2 separate regions of the Homo sapiens genome follow, and region 1 is linked to region 2. The links are chromatin loops, found by intact Hi-C in ENCODE. Cell type or tissue: chondrocyte. All regions are shown on one strand. Links, peaks and the distances in the headings refer to the core of each region. The heading gives the core; the rest is flanking DNA.

Region 1 (5,000 bases), core at 1-5,000, 230 kb before region 2:
ACAGAACAAGGTTCCCCTTATAGATATTTGTATTGGTCAGCTATTGCCAAGTAACAAACAACCGTGGAATCTCAGGGGCACCTAACAATGAGCATTTATTACTCGTGCATCTGCGCATCACCTGGAAGTTAGCTGATCAAGGTCAGGCTTGGCTAAGTAAGTGGCTCTGAATTAACTGCAGGTCCAGCCAGCTCAGGTCAAGTCCATATTTCTCATTAATGGGCCCAGGCTGAAGGGCTAGCTGCTTCCCAGGGGCAGCTCTTCTCATGCACATGGCAGAGCAAGAGAACATGCCCAAGTACACAAGCATATTTCAAGCCCCTGTTTGTGTTATGTCTGCTAATATCCCATTGGTCAAAGCAAACACAATGCCCAGCCTTACAGGGAGCAGTGCACTCTTCCCATGGAAGGAATAAGGGAAGAGGGGGGAAGTGAAGGTTTTGAGCAATAATCTAATCTATCACAATGTTTCTCCTGTTCTTTTCTGACCATGGGGCTCCCCTTTTCTGGGATAAGTAGATTTTTGGACCACCTTGCTTATTCCCTTGGGGACTGATCATGATTCACCACATTTGTTCTTTGCAGATTATTGCTCCCCCAGAGCGGAAGTACTCAGTCTGGATCGGGGGCTCTATCCTGGCCTCTCTCTCCACCTTCCAGCAGATGTGGATCAGCAAGCCTGAGTATGATGAGGCAGGGCCCTCCATTGTCCACAGGAAGTGCTTCTAAAGTCAGAACAGGTTCTCCAAGGATCCCCTCGAGACTACTCTGTTACCAGTCATGAAACATTAAAACCTACAAGCCTTACTTCTCTGTGTGGGGCTCTTTTTTCCTGGGCTATGTCTCATACACAGTGCTAAGGACTTTTCACACATTACTTTTAATCCATGCAATAGTGCTGTAAGGTAGGTGCTATCATTATACCCATATTACAGATGAGGAAATTGAGGCTCAGAGAAGTCAAGGACTTGCGAAGATCACACAGATTCCAGATTAAAATTCAAGTATCTGACTGCAAAGCTAGTGCTCCTTCTACTGTGTCATCTTGTTTTCTTTTCCTTGAATATAAGTAAGAATGAGGCTAGATGACTCTTGGGATGGGGGTAGAAACACAGACTTTCAGTGATGTAAGTCCTTGTGCTCTAGGGCAGTTCACTAGGGAATATGAACGCAGTCGTGACATAGGCTTATGGGATGTGACATGAAGAGTTCACATACAATGTTACTGTCACTCACGTGAAGGAGGGTCACCGTGGGCTTAAGATCTCTATGATCTCTATGAGGTTGTCATTGAGGATTAGGCTGTATTTTTTTTTGTTTTTTTTTTGAGACAGAGTCTCACTCTTGCCCAGGTTGTGGTGCAGTGGTACGATCTTGGCTCACTGCAACCTCTGCCTCCTGGGTTCAAGTGATTCTCCTGCCTCAGCCTCCTGAGTAGCTGGGATTACAGGCATGCGCCACCACGCCTGGCTAATTTTTGTATTTTTAGTAGAGATGGGGTTTCACCATGTTGGCCAGTCTGGTCTTGAACTCCTGACCTCAGGTGATCTGCCCACCTTGGCCTCCCAAAGTGCTGGGATTACAAGTGTGAGCCACCGCGCCTGGCCAGGTTGTATTTTGCCCCAAAATTAATTAAGAAAGGAGTAGCATCGTTAGGAAGGACATTTTCTCTCCCTCCCTCTCCTGTTCCTCCTCCTCCTCCTCCTCCTCCTCCTCCTCCTCCCCTCTTTATCAATTTCCTCCCTACCCACTAGGTTAATTTTGTTTAATTTTACAAGTATTTACTGAATTTTTGGCATCTGGAATTGCCGGGTAAGGCCACAAGGGATTTATGTTTCCAACAAAGATGATTCCTGCCCATTAGGGTCTCACTGCATACAGGCAGAGATAGACACATGCATACAAGACAGTGACACGAAGTGAAACAAGCGCCTAAAAGTACTATGAGAAAATAAGGGATGATAATAATAGCTAACATGTATTCAGGCCAGGTTAAGAGTTTTGCATGGATTTCCTCAATTAATCCTCACCACAACCCTATGAGGCAGGTACTAGCATCATTTCCCATTTTATAGCTAGTTTACTGGTTACTAGGTCACCCAGCTAGTTCACCTTAGAACTAGATCCTCACATTGGGCTGGTGCACCTTTCACCTCCCCACCTAGCAAAGTCCCAGCCTTCGTGCCCCCATCAGATCCCACCTGGTCCATGAAGCTTCCCAGACATACCCATTTGGAGACAGTGGAGTCCAGTGGTTAAGCGCAGACACTTCAATGCCAGACATTCCTTTCACCCTCCCAGCACTTGATCTCTGTGGGTGGGGTGGGATGGAGGAGCGGCTTTCATAAGCCCTTAGGGGATTTCTGTGTGAGGACCAGAAGCAGACCCTGAAATGAGGATTCCCTGCAAACGACTTATTAAAGAAGTGCTCTGAGGACAGCTGGTAAGCAGAGTGCGGGGGAGGGGGGCGCAGAAGAGGAAAGGGGAGGAAATCTGTCAAGGGGGTAATTGCAGATAATGTCCTGGAGAGGGCAGCTTCAGCCTGGCCCCGCCCACTGGGAGCTCTGGAGTCTAAGGTTAGCCTGGTGAAGGACAGGGAGCCAGGCTTTCACAGTCCCACCTGCCAGTGGTTGGTGAGGGCGCTCCCTGGGAGGACTGAAGTCCTAGGCTTTCCACCTGTATCGGCAAAGGCCTCCTCCAAAGAAGAGCTGCAGGCTCTGGTTGCTGGAAGAGAAGGCACAGGAGGAGGCGGGAGCGATCTGAGATGTAGGGCACCGACACTGCGCTATAGAGGGGCATCCGGACCTCCACATGGAGAAGGGCAGGCTGCCCAGACTGTTCCCACAAACCCCCCGCACCCATCTGACCTCCCTTCCCCATCCTTCCACCCCTACTCCAGTCTTACTCTATTTCAAGTTTAAAAAATGCTGACCTAGATTCTTCAATGGATATGGAGTTATCCACTGACAGAGAGAGGGACAGTGGCTTGAGGAAAGTGGAAATCCAACTGGAAGTCTATTAAAGATCGACAAAAGTCAGGTGTGATGGTTCACACCAGTAATCCCAGCTACTTGGGACGCTGGGGTGGGAAGATCCTTTGAGCCTAATTCAAACCAGCCTCTGACAAGCGAGACCCTATCAGAGAGAGAGAGAGAGAAACAATGTCCCAGGCACTGAGGGCCTAAGAAGGCAGCCATTACTTATTATGTGTTATATAATGTCTATTGGGTGGTAACTGTGTGGCAGGTGTGGCAGGTGGATTCTCTCTCTTAATCCTCACCCCCAGGTCACTGGAATCCAGAGCCCACACTGTTAACCACCTTTTGATACGTCTCCCTTTATGATTAGGTGTATCAATACAGTTCATTCAGGGGAGCAGAGCCATTATGGGTATTATGGGAATAAGGGCTTTATTACAGGAATGACACTTTCCCCAAAGACTGAAGGAGCTGGAAAAGTGAAAGTCTGCAAGGAACTGTGGGATACTCCAAGAGGAGTCACAAATGGGTGGAGGACTAGGTGAAACCTATCTGCTGGGCACCTCTGTCTGTCATAGCATCTGACTAGAAGATTTCCACAGAGGAATGGCTGACACTCCCACTCTGCCTTCCAAATCTCACCCCAGGTCCTCTTTTGGCCAACTCTAACTCAGAGCCTTGTTGGTAGGGCGTTCTGGAAGTGTACTTTCCAATTTAACCAAATCGATTTAGCACAATCCAGCACATTATAAAATCTTCAAAGTAGGTGAGATATAGCTGGCTAAAAGTCCAGGCTGCAGAATAAAGTTTGGGCCACATTTTTGTATGTTTATCTCCCTTTTTTAATGGCTGCATGACATTTTAAATAATATTGGTCAGTATTTTATGTATACGGTAGCATTTAGAAACACTGGAAAAATAGTAAATCCTTCAGAGCTGCACTTCAAGGACTAAGCAGAGTGTCTGGCATGCAGTAGATGCTCAGCAAATATTGGATGAATGAATGGATGCTGAATGACTAGAGTTCTTGCAGGACAACATTTTGCCCAGGACAAAATCGCCCAGGGGCAGGAAGTGGCCTCGTTCTCCCAGGTAAGGGGGAGGTAATTCTACTCACCAATATGCCACTACTTTCAGTCTTCTGGCTAGCACCCAAATGGGATGAAAACTCCGTGTTTACTGCTTCGAAGAGGAAATGATCACCACCTCTTTGGGGTGTCTTCTTTCCTCATGAAGATCCCCTTAATTGTACTTCCTCATGTGCAAAAGTGGGGCCCCAACCCTCTTCCTTGGCCACAGCTGATTGAACCATGATTAGATACCTGAACACAGCTGGGCCAATCAGATTCTCCCTTCTGGGAATTTGGAATTGGGACCTAAATAAATAAAAAACATTTAACAAAACAAGCATAGATAACTAAAGGGGGGTAGAAAGATTATTACTAATGAATTAAGATAACTGACAGGCAACTTAGGCAAAAGATATTTTAGTTTCTTACATTACACTCTACATCAAAAAAATTTTGAATGTTTTTAGAGGCTGGGTGCTGTGGCTCATACCTGTAATCCCAGCACTTTGGGAGGCAGAGGTGGGTGGATAACTTGAGGCCAGGAGCTCAAGAGCAGCCAGGCCAACATAGCAAAACCCCGTCTCTACTAAAAATACAAAAAATTAGTCGGGCATGGCACATGCCTGTAATCCCAGCTACTTGGGAGGCTGAAGCATGAGAATCGCTTGAATCTAGGAGATGGAGGTTGCAGTGAGCCAAGATTGCCCCACTGCACTCCAGCCTGGGCAAGAGACTCTGTCTCAACACAAGAAAAGAAAAGAAAAGAAAAGAAAAGAAAAGAAAAGAAAAGAAAAGAAAAGAAAAGAAGCAAACCACAGAGATAAAATATTCACAAAGGACTCATCCAGAATATTTGAAGAATAAGACAAGCAAAAGACAACCAATAGAAAAATGGACATAAGACTTCAACAGAGGATACTGAAATGACCAATAAACATACAAAAAGATGTTT
Region 2 (10,560 bases), core at 3,026-8,025:
TAATTTCATACATCGCCCCACAACCTCCTAAAATAAACATGATTCAAAAGCATTTCAATTATTAAGTCATGGCAGCCATGGTCCCATATATCCTTGAAGTACTGTACAATCCAAAGGTCTGAATATTATCATTCAGCACAAAGGAAAGTTGCTAAGACCATTAGGAAAAGATCATGGCTTCCAATCTGACCACATGCTCCTCCTGACAGGCTGCCACAATCCAAAATGTGCTCTTCCTTTTGCGAGGCAGCTGCACCACCCAGGGTTACCACTTGTGGGCAGGAAAGATAAGGCACAAAGCATGGACAACCTAGGGAGTGTAGAGTGTTTCCTTTCACTAGGCCAATAAACGCCACGGAAGAGGATGAGAAGGACGGAATTTCAGCGTTCCAGCTTCCAAAGGACCAACAATCAGTGTTTTTGAAGTGCAAAAATACACTACAATTTGGTTTGAAAACTGTGTAATACTGTCCAAAGAAAGGAAAGAACCAGGGGAGCATGAGAGCCAGGGACACAGCAAACATGCTATGCATGGAGCTGCTCGGGGCTGTCTCTGGCACTGCTGGGTCCACAGCACAGCATCCAGGATTTCATCCTGGCTTTTGGGGGGAGAACTTTTTGGTGAAGCCCTCGAGGCAGAGCTTGGTGGGCCATCCACCCCCTGCCTGAGCTTTCCTCCACCTGGCTGGAGAGCTGGTGCTGATGACTGATGATAAACACACAGCTCTAGCATGAAATAACATGGGCAAGAATATGTCCCCTGCATGATTTACAGAGCCAGGCCATTGTGTGAGAGGTGCAACGTACTCAACAGGCTTTGCTCTGCTTCTTTTTTTTTTTGAGATGGAGTCTCGCTCTGTCGCCCAGGCTGGAGTGCAGTGGCACGATCTGGGCTCACTGCAAGCTCCGCCTCCCAGGTTCACACCATTCTCCTGCCTCAGCCTCCTGAGTAGCTGGGACTATAGGCACACACCATCATGCCCAGCTAATTTTTTTTTTGTATTTTTAGTAGAGACGGGGTTTCACCGTGTTAGCCAGGATGGTCTCGATCTCCTGACCTCGTGATCCACCCGCCTCGGCCTCCCAAAGTGCTGGGATTACAGGCGTGAGCCACCGCGCCTGGCCTGTTCTGTTTTTCTTATAATGTGCTCTAGGAGTCCAAGTTTTGGTTAAACCCAGGTTCTCAGCCTCAACTCCCCTTCTGCACTCTGTCCAGGACTGCGCAGAGCCACAGCTGAGTCAAGCTCTAACTCTGCCCTGGGCCTGGGGCAAGTTCAGGACCTGGTAACATCAAGGCCTCAGCATTGCCCCAAGACTCCTGCAGAGCCCTCACCTGATGTACCATTCCAGCAGATTTTTTTTTTCTTTTTGAGACAGAGTTTCGCTCTTGTCGCCCAGGCTGGAGTGCAGTGGTGCAATCTCAGCTCACTGCAACCTCTGCCTCCCAGGTTCAAGCGATTCTCCTGCCTCAGCCTCCTGAGTAGCTGGGATTACAGGTGCCTGCTACCATGCCTGGCTAATTTTTTTTTTTTTTTTGTATTTCTGGTTGAGATGGGGTTTCACCATGTTGGCCAGGCTGGTCTCGAACTCCTGACCTCAGGTGATCCACCTGCCTCAGCCTCCCAAAGTGCTGGGATTACAGACATGAGCCACCGCGCCTGGCCCCAGCAGATTTTTTTTTTTTTTTTTTGAGACACAGTCTCGCTCTGTCACCCAGGCTGGAGTGCAGTGGCATGATCTTGGCTCACTGCAGCCTCCGCCTCCCGGGTTCAAGCAAGTCTCCTGCCTCAGACTCTTGAGTAGCTGGGACTACAGGCGTGTGCCACCACGCCCAGTTAATTTTTGTATTTTTAGTAGAGACGGGGGGGTTTCACCATGTTGGCCAGGCTGGTCTTGAACTCCTGACCTCGTGATCCACCTGCCTCAGCCTCTCAAAGTGCTGGGATTACAGGCATGAGCCACTGCTCCAAAACCCCAGCAGATCTTTAGATTGATTTATTTCCTGTGGTTTCCAGAATAAAATCTACTTTCTAAACTTTCTCCTCAATCCTTGGAAATGTTATGTTCTCAGTAAAGTCAGTGAGCCCTCATGGCAATGCTGAGTGGCAAAGGCTGCCTCTGGGTATGGAGAGATTCAGACTGATGCCTATCCAGCGGCCCACGCCACGGGCCGTTCTGTGTGTACGTGTGTGTGTGTGTGTGGATAAAGGGCCTATCTTCCCCATCCTGTGGATGCAGAAGTTGCTTCTCCAGCCTGCTCCTAACACACTGCCAGCCTGAACTTCTAGGTGCCAGTGGCCACCTGAGAAGGACAGCGCTTGGCTGGGGCTGGTAACTGGGCTTAGGACAGAGTCTCCCCTGAGTCCCGGTTCTGGTTCCAGTTCCACTGTCTCTTCCCTATGAGGAGCTAGGCAATTCCTTTGGCCTCTCTGGGCTCATTTCCTCTTAGGGAAAGTAAAGCAGCTGAAGAAAATCTTTCTGGGGTCCACTCCAGCTCTGATATCCTAGGGTGTCAGAAGAATGGGGGAAAATTAGAGCAAAACCTATTCAAAGTCAAATGACAGACTGTGGACCTCAGCTCTAGGGTGACTGAGAGGGACCTTGTCTGAGCTGAGCCAGGCTGGCAACCTTGAGTCCTCCCAGCTGCGCCTTGTCCTCAGTTTCCCTCTGATATTTCTGAATCCTGACTGCCATCCCATGAGGTGGGGGCAGCCGAGCTCCACCTGTCCAGCAGCAACACATCTTGAGAAGCCACTCACCAGCAGCAAGCCCCCTCCTCCAAGCCCCTGACCCTCTGTCCTTCCAAAGGGCAAAATCTTATCCAAGCGCCGTAGGAAGAGTGAGAGAAACCTTACCTGAAATGTCAGTGACTTTTATAGCTGTAGCTCGTGGAAACTTTTCTTTGAGAATTTGGGTCACTCTGAGCTCCCCCTCAGTCTGAGTGGCAAACATCCGATGGTGAAGTGGAAGCTGCCACAGAACAGAGAGGAAGGTCAGGGCAGAGGAAGATGCTGTTGCCCCTGAGCTGGGCCACTGTGCAGGCCCGCCTGCCATTCCCCCTGCAAGGCAGGCCCCTGAGCCCTCGCCAGCACAGCCATGGGTTATGTCAGAGGGGCTCTGTGGTATCAGGAGTCCATGTAAGTGCCCCAAAACACAGAATAAACTTTTATTGGCGGGGACAGGATGATTGTTAATAACTCAATTTGACTCCAGAGACAAGAGGCCCCAAACCTAATTCAAGAGATGTTTGCTTCCATATAATGTTGTGACACTATTATGCCGATAGTTTTATAGGTAAGGAAACTGAGGCACACAGTAATGTGCCCAAGGTTGAATTCGGTAAGATACAGAGCCAGAAAAGCTGGATAGCCTGCCTCAGATCCATACCACTAGGCCATCCACTGCCCTGGATGGTGGGGCCAAATTCCACACTCCCTCGCCTTTAGGCCTGATTAACATGTCTCGCCCTCCCCAGTGGGATGTGACCTCACAGCCCACTGCTCAATTAGCCAGCTATCCTTCATCATGCACTCCTTCTCACTGGGAGCAAAGTCAGAATTCTATGAAAGAACCTGAAGAAGGAGTATCTGTAGGTTGTTTACCATTGGCAACAACACCCCTTCCCCAATGGCTACCATGGGGGAACCTGTGTTTGTGTTTCCTTTTTTTTTTTTTTTGAGACAGAGTTTTGCTCTGTTACCCAGGCTGGAGTGCAGTGGCACAATCTCAGCTCACTGCAACTTCCACCTCCCGGGTTCAAGCGATTCTCCTGCCCCAGCCTCCTGAGTAGCTGGGATTCCAGGCACCCACCACCACGCTCGGCAAATTTTTGTATTTTTAGTAGAGATGAGGTTTCACCATGTTGGCCAGGCTGGTCTCAAACCCCTGACCTCAGGTGATCCACCCACCTCAACCTCCCAAAATTCTAGGATTACAGGCATGAGCCACCACGCCCGGCCAGGGGAGCCCATGTTTCTGATGGAACACGTCTCAACAGTTAGTAGTGAAGGAGCAGAAAAGCAGGTCGGCAGTCACTTGGCTGGGCTGAGTGCATGCTGAAAAGGCAGACTGGGAATGGAGTGTGGCAGGCCTTGAATGCCAGGCTAAAGATTGTGGACTGTATGGGACAGGAGATGGGACTCCAGGTGATAGAACCCAGGCTCATGGGACCAAAGTAACCTGCAGGAAACAGTGCCTTCTGGAGCGAGTCAGGAGAGATGCCCAAGTAAGAGGCATTACAATGATGGAAGCACCGGGCACTGGTCCCTGACTAGACGTGGATGACAGGTTGGAGGACACTAGGGCCGTTCATGGGTGCTGGTGCTGAAGGTCCCACCCCTCTACCCCTCAGTCCTTCCTGATAGCTCAGAGCAGGGTCCTGTGTCACAGAATCTCAGAGCACCTCCTTTAAAATGAGCTGTGCACTGGCTCTCTCACCACTGGTCTTATAGGCCAGGAATGAGTCCGGCAGCATCCCAGAGCTGACCCCAGGGCAGGCCCTCAGAGGCACTTGGTGCTGGATGAATGAATGAGCAGGGGAAGAACTAGTCAATTAGGGACAGAAATGCAAGACAGGAGAAAGGTCCAGAGTGTGATTGTCTGCCTGCTGTGTGGAGGGACAGAAACTCGATGTTGAGAGGCTGGACAGGATTGCCAGGAGTGAGGGTGGGGTGGAGCTGCTTCTGGGGGCAGAATCTTGAGGGTAAAGGCAGAGAGTAACCAGATGGCAGACAGAATCGGCAGCTACTAAGGGGTGAGAGAGGTGAGCGTTGCAGAATCCTTGGGAGAAGCCTTTCATCTTAGCGGATCTGTGGGCAGCGGCCTTTAGTGGAACAATCAACTGACATCCCCAGATGATCACTGTCCACGCTGAAAGTCACCGCAGTGGAAGAACTTCTCTTCATGCACAGGGCAGGCAGGTTCAGAACCAGGGGAGAAGGAAAATGAAAGTTAAGAGAAAGAATGGTATGAGCTGAAGCAAAGGATGGTTCAGAAAGGGGGAGAGATTAGGAGAGCGCGTGGGAAGTGCCCCCTGCTTGGGTTCTGCTCCGGTAGTGTGGGATTTGGAGGAGGATCAAGGTCAGAGGCCCAGTCGACCTTCCCAAGGCCCCGGCCCCGCTGCAGTCCCTCGCACCCACGCCTTGACTCTGGGCTATGACTCCTGTCTTCTGCTCGGTAAACCAATCCTTTTTTTTTCCTGTGCCCGCAGTATTATGACTGTTCATGTGTCTGTCCGCCTGACCTCCAACCTCCACCCAGCTCGGGAGCTCCCCTAGAGCGCGCCAGAGCTTGAAATTTCGAATGCCGTTGTCGCTGAGTGAATGAATGAATGAAAGAATGAATGAGAGAAAGGAAGAGGAGCCCCCCATTGCCAGTGCCGCGCGCGCCCTCCGGGAGCCAGTCCTCAAGCCCCGACAGCCGCCGGCCCCGCGGTCCCTCCGCAGCTCCCGTCCCGGGGAGAGCAGCCCCGACCCTGCCCACGCTCACCCCGCGGATCCCGCGGAGGAGAGGCGCTGCCGCGGCCGGGCTCCATGCAGCCATGCCCGGCCGACGTGACCCGCCGCCCGAGGTCACTGTATGCCCGAAAGACGCGGAGCGGGGGACCGAGAGCCGCCGCCGTGGGAGAGGCCGCCCCCTGCCGCCCGGAGGCCGTCAGCCTCCCGGCCCCGCCCCGGAGGCCTCCGGTCGCCTGGCTCCGGCCCCACCCCGCCATCCCCTGGCCCTGGCTGACTCGCCACCCCCGACACTGCAGCGCCTGCCGACCTCGGGGCCCCGCCCTCTGCCTTCGCTCGCGCCGCTCTCCTTCAGTCTCCCCAGGGCCTGTTTCATGGATAGGGTCCCCTTGCCCGCGTGAAAGTCTCATTCCTCCTCAGCTCAGAAACACTCCAAGGTCTCGGCGCCCTATACTGGCCTTCCCTCATCCGAATACCCCTCGTGCTCCTGATGTACTTTTCCATTCCCACTCCCTACTCTGGCAGTCTAGCTTCTAAGCTGAGGAGTTTGGCCTTCGCTCCAGGTGCGGGGACTCGTGGAAGGATTTGATTCGCGCTTGAGAAAGATCGCTCCGCTCCTGTAAGGAAGAGAGCGTGTAGGGGCTGCAACCAGAGACACAGTCAGAAGCTCCGAGGCTACCGCGATGGTCCAGGTGAGAATGGAGGGGCCTAACTAAACCAGTGGCGGGAGGGATGGAAGAATGAACTGAGACACTTGGGAGGTGAATGGAATCGAGCGACTGCATGTGGAGGTGTGAGTGGGAAGGTATCTGAGATGACTCCAGTTTCTGGCTTGGACAATGACTTGGATGGAGGGTTAGGTGGGGGCTGAGCAGAGTCCACGAACAGTTCTTAATTTGCCTGAGTTTAAGGTGCCACAGGACACAGCCTAACAGAGGCCCAGGTTGGAGCCATGGACCATGGAGTCATGAGAATGGAAGGGAAGCTGACGCCATGTGGGATGGGGTAGAACTGTCCGCAAATTCGTCCCGCCTCTGGAGTCTTCAGACCAGTCAAGGCCGAAATTCAACCAAGCCTCTCCTCTCTCTAGCTGTTATTTGTTTGCAGCACGCGGTCTGGTGGCACCCTGCAGGATTTACCAGCTTTTTGCCAACATTCTGGCCTATGCAATCAATACGTCCCTTCAGCGTTGCACTTGGATGGATTGGACCTATAGTTGTTATATATGGATATTGTCTAATTTATTTATTACAGTATTAACTGACTCCTATGTTCTGGCCTTCAGAATTTCTCCTTTGGATCAATTACTAGCCTGTCTTACATTTTCTGCTTCATTCTTTTAAAATGTTTAGAGATGATTTGCTAAGTTTTCTTCATTGCTGTCAATGATGCAATTTAAACTGTCAAAAAAATTTTTTCTCAAGCAGGGTAGTAATGGTGAACCATTCCCTTGCTATTCAGACAGCATGGTTTAGATGAGGCGCACCTATCCCCAGCTTTAGGAATGGAAACAGGACCCAAGTCTGGCTAATCAGAGACTGGTTTAGGGTCGGCCCCATGGTCTGAGCCAGACCAATGAGAATTGGTAGAGGGACTTCCTTTTGCAACTTCTATTTTAGAATCGGGGGTATATATGCAGGCTTGTTACAGAGGTATATTGCATGGTGCTGAGGTTTGGAGTATGAACGAATCCGTCCTTCAGGTAATGAGCATAGTACCCAATAGGTAGTTTCAACCCTTGCCCCCTTCCTCCTTCCCCAGTCTTGTATTCCCCAGTGTCTGTTGTTCCCAGACATTGATCTTTTTCCTCTATGTTGCTAAGCTGGTAGAAAGGCTGGAGTTGCTGGCAACCATCTTTGCAACCATGCAGGGAGAACTACTTTGGAAATGAAGCAAGATAAAGAAGAAAACAGATAAAAGGAGACAAATGTTTGACTTTGTACAGCTGGAAACCAGCAATGCTGGAAATGAGCACTGAAGGCAGTTTAATGGGTTTGTCACTTGTAACCAAGTGACCCATGGCAAGCTCACAGATTTGTATTGGCAGAATTCCTCCTTTTCTTTATTTAAAATGGTACTTTTGGCCAGGCAAGGTGGTTCACACCTGTAATCCAAAGACTTTGGGAGGCCGAGGCGCACTGATCACCCAAGGTCAGAAGTTCGAGAACAGCCTGGCCAACATTGGCGAAACCCCATCTCTACTAAAAATACAAACCATTAGCTGGCTGCGGTGGCCTTTCTACCAGCTTTTTGTCTCAAAAAAAAAAAAAAAAAAGGTACTTTTGCTTATCTCTAACCTTCCTCTTCCCCATAATTTAACAGTTGCCCATACTATCTGTTACTCTGAGCTACTCTCTGCCCCATTCTCCTCCTCTTATCTTCAGTTCCTCCTAGGCTGTCAGAGCCATCTGAAATGAAAACATTTAGGCCGGGCATAGTGGTTCATGCCTGTAATCCCAGCACTTTGGGAGGCTGAGGCAGGCGGATCAGCTGAGGTCAGGAGTTCAAGACCACCCTGGTCAACATGGTGAAACCCCATCTCTACTAAAAATACAAAAATTATCCAGACATGGTGGCACATGCCTCTACTCCCAGCTACTTGGGAGGCTGAGGCAGGAGAATCGCTTGAACCTAGGAGGCAGGGGTTGCAGTGAGCCGAGATTGAGCCACTGCACTCTAGCCTGGGCGACAGAGTGAGACTTTGTCTAAAAAACATAAATAAAATAAAATGAAATGAAAACATTTGCTACTTGAAATCCTTCAGATTCCCCATCGCCTACCTACAGGCAAAACTCTCAAGTTCTTTTGTATGATTTAACCACTATCTACCTGTCCAACTGAAATCTACCCTTCAGTAATATTATACTTGCACCTCCCTTCATAAGCTATGCTACAAGTTTGGTTATGCAGTTGCCCACCTTTTAAGGTTCAAGCCTTGTCTTCTCCAAAGAGCCACCTCTGACTGCCTCACAGTAAGCTTAGGGCCCGCAACTTACCTGTAACTTTTGTTGCACTTATGGCCTTTTACAACTATCAATTTATGTATGTGTCTGTTCTCACTGGTTTATAAGCTCCCTGAGGACAGAGCCTTGCTTGAGTCATCTGTCAGCAGCCCAATATGGGACAAAAAGTGCATGCATTGTAATTACTGAACAGAACTGATAGAGGCTCAGCAATTTGCGCTCCATAGGTCTAAGTTTGAACTTTTCTAGAAAAGGATTTGCAGGACGATCTGACGAATCTTGGGCTTCCAAATTAGTTCCAACAGTTCTAGTATTTTTTTTTTTTTTTGACAGAAGCAAATAAGTAAGTTTTACTTTGTGATTAAAACAAAAGTGAAATGCATTTAGTCCCAGGAAATGTCAATCCTTTCTGCATCTTACTTTTTTTTGCTGTGACCTCGAGATTCTCTTGTTCTCTTCAGTTGTATTGGTCCATGATCACTCATAGCTTTCATACACATATATACATCTGAAACTCAGAAAATTCATTAGGTAGGAACTCTTTGGATGCATCTCCTTTTTTAACCTCATTGGGATGATTTTTCGTTGCACCATCATTTTATAGAGCTTCCTAGCACTGCTGAGCATGCAGAATTTTTGCAAATGCAATCCAGAGAAACAGACTTGCTATATACTAGCTATTTGAACTTGTCTGAGCTTATGTGGCATGGTCTAAAGAATACTGAAATATTTCTGGCATACCTCTTAATTGCAGTCACTTTCTCCAGGTTGCTTTATGGATTAAATGAGATAACCTACTAAAGGACTCCAGTAAAAAGCTAAAAAGGTAGCTAGCTTTTGAGGTGTTGTGGCAGACTGGCATCTAGTGGCCAGCGATAAAGGTGCAGACTAGTGTCCACACCTAAGTGGGGACAGTGCAGGCTGTAATGTCCATACCTAGTGGGGACATCAATGGGGTATTTGTCAGAGAAGCTCCATGGCATAGTTTGGACATTGTTTCTGGCTGTGCAGGTTCAAACCCAGAGTCTGGCTCTCCCAAAGATTATCTGAGTTATTCTATTATTTTACAAAGTTTGAAATAGCCATTAGATACCCTTACAAACTTATCATTTTTGTGATTGATTTTAAGTCTACTGAAAATGTCAAAAGAAATCCAAAACTGATTGCTAGTAACTAGGCCAGGTGTGGTGGCTCACACCTGTAATCCCAGCACTTTGGGGCCGGGGCAGGCAGATTGCTTGAGCTCAGGAGTTCGAGACCAGCCTGGGCAACATGGCAAAACTCCATATTTACAAAAAATACAAAAAATTAGCCGGACATGATGGTGTGTGCCTGTTGTCCCCGCTACTAGAAGGCTCAGAAAGAAGGATCACTTGAGCCTGGGAGGCGGAGGTTGCAGTGAGCCAAGACTGTGCCACTGCACTCCAACCTGGGCAACAGAGACCCCAGCTCAAAAAAATAAAATTAGTGTTAACTTGTACTGTTTAGCCACATTCATTAAGTTTTTAATTTTAACTCTACTATCGCACAACCAGGAATGTACAAGAGATCTGGAGCCTGATTTGCATGGCAGGAAGGAGACCACGTATTTTTGTTTGGGATGGGTTTTAGCCACTATCAGAGACATAGTTTGTTTCTTAGGGGTTCGGTCCCAGTAGTATGATACTTAGTTCATTTAGGAACTTCCTTTTTTAACGGCTAAGAAAACATTTTAGCTACTAAATGATATGCAAAGATAACTTTCCAAATTTAAGCTGTACTCAAAAATCCACAGAATCTGCAAAACTCTCAAGTTTCTATATTTAAATAGAAATGTGTGTTGATATACATACTTTAATCAGTCATTTCTTGCTTTCAATATATTTTATTCTGACGAAGTTACAAAAGTAGATACAAAATACTTTTTTTAGAAGTACAGTTAACTGACTTAGAAAAATAGATAAAGCCCCTAAGGATTTTAAAACACAACATAAATTTTTATGTAAAGAACATTTAAAAATATTTTAGATGGTAACCAAAACTAACTTACACAAACTATTTTTGATGTAGAATAGAATGCTGTTCTATAATAAGAAGTCTGTAGCACACTGGTAATCCATTTGGATCTACAGAATACTTGTTTGGAACAGAATCTGATAATGAGA

What was found. A loop is a pair of places that touch in the nucleus more often than their neighbours do. Peaks named below come from ENCODE experiments on the same cell type or tissue, not always from the same donor. Only the 100,000 strongest peaks of a DNase experiment are listed, where the experiment ranks them.
Region 1: it touches region 2 in a loop (5-fold over the local background); 23 of 110 quality-filtered maps call a loop at or near these places.

The regions. Positions count from the first base shown.
Region 1 is chr2:73,918,847-73,923,846 of GRCh38, forward strand. It overlaps ACTG2 (actin gamma 2, smooth muscle), which reads left to right. Exons shown (of 9, transcript NM_001615.4): 9 at 586-1,019. The coding sequence ends at 729. Among named protein-coding and RNA genes, the nearest start is that of DGUOK, 5.5 kb to the right of the region's middle. In chondrocyte, for the core only: a CTCF peak has its summit at 2,522 (motif pointing right); a DNase peak (open chromatin) is centred at 2,558.
Region 2 is chr2:74,142,334-74,152,893 of GRCh38, forward strand. BOLA3 (bolA family member 3) reads right to left here and starts at 5,579. Exons shown (of 4, transcript NM_212552.3): 1 at 5,488-5,579; 2 at 2,856-2,970; 3 at 1-27. The coding sequence starts at 5,541. BOLA3-DT (BOLA3 divergent transcript) reads left to right here and starts at 5,648. Exons shown (of 3, transcript NR_045636.1): 1 at 5,648-5,890; 2 at 6,017-6,145; 3 at 6,365-10,056. It overlaps MOB1A (MOB kinase activator 1A), which reads right to left. Exons shown (of 6, transcript NM_018221.5): 6 at 10,195-10,560. RefSeq lists a silencer at 5,320-5,799 and an enhancer at 5,333-5,992. In chondrocyte, for the core only: CTCF peaks have their summits at 5,602 (motif pointing left) and 5,801; a DNase peak (open chromatin) is centred at 5,458.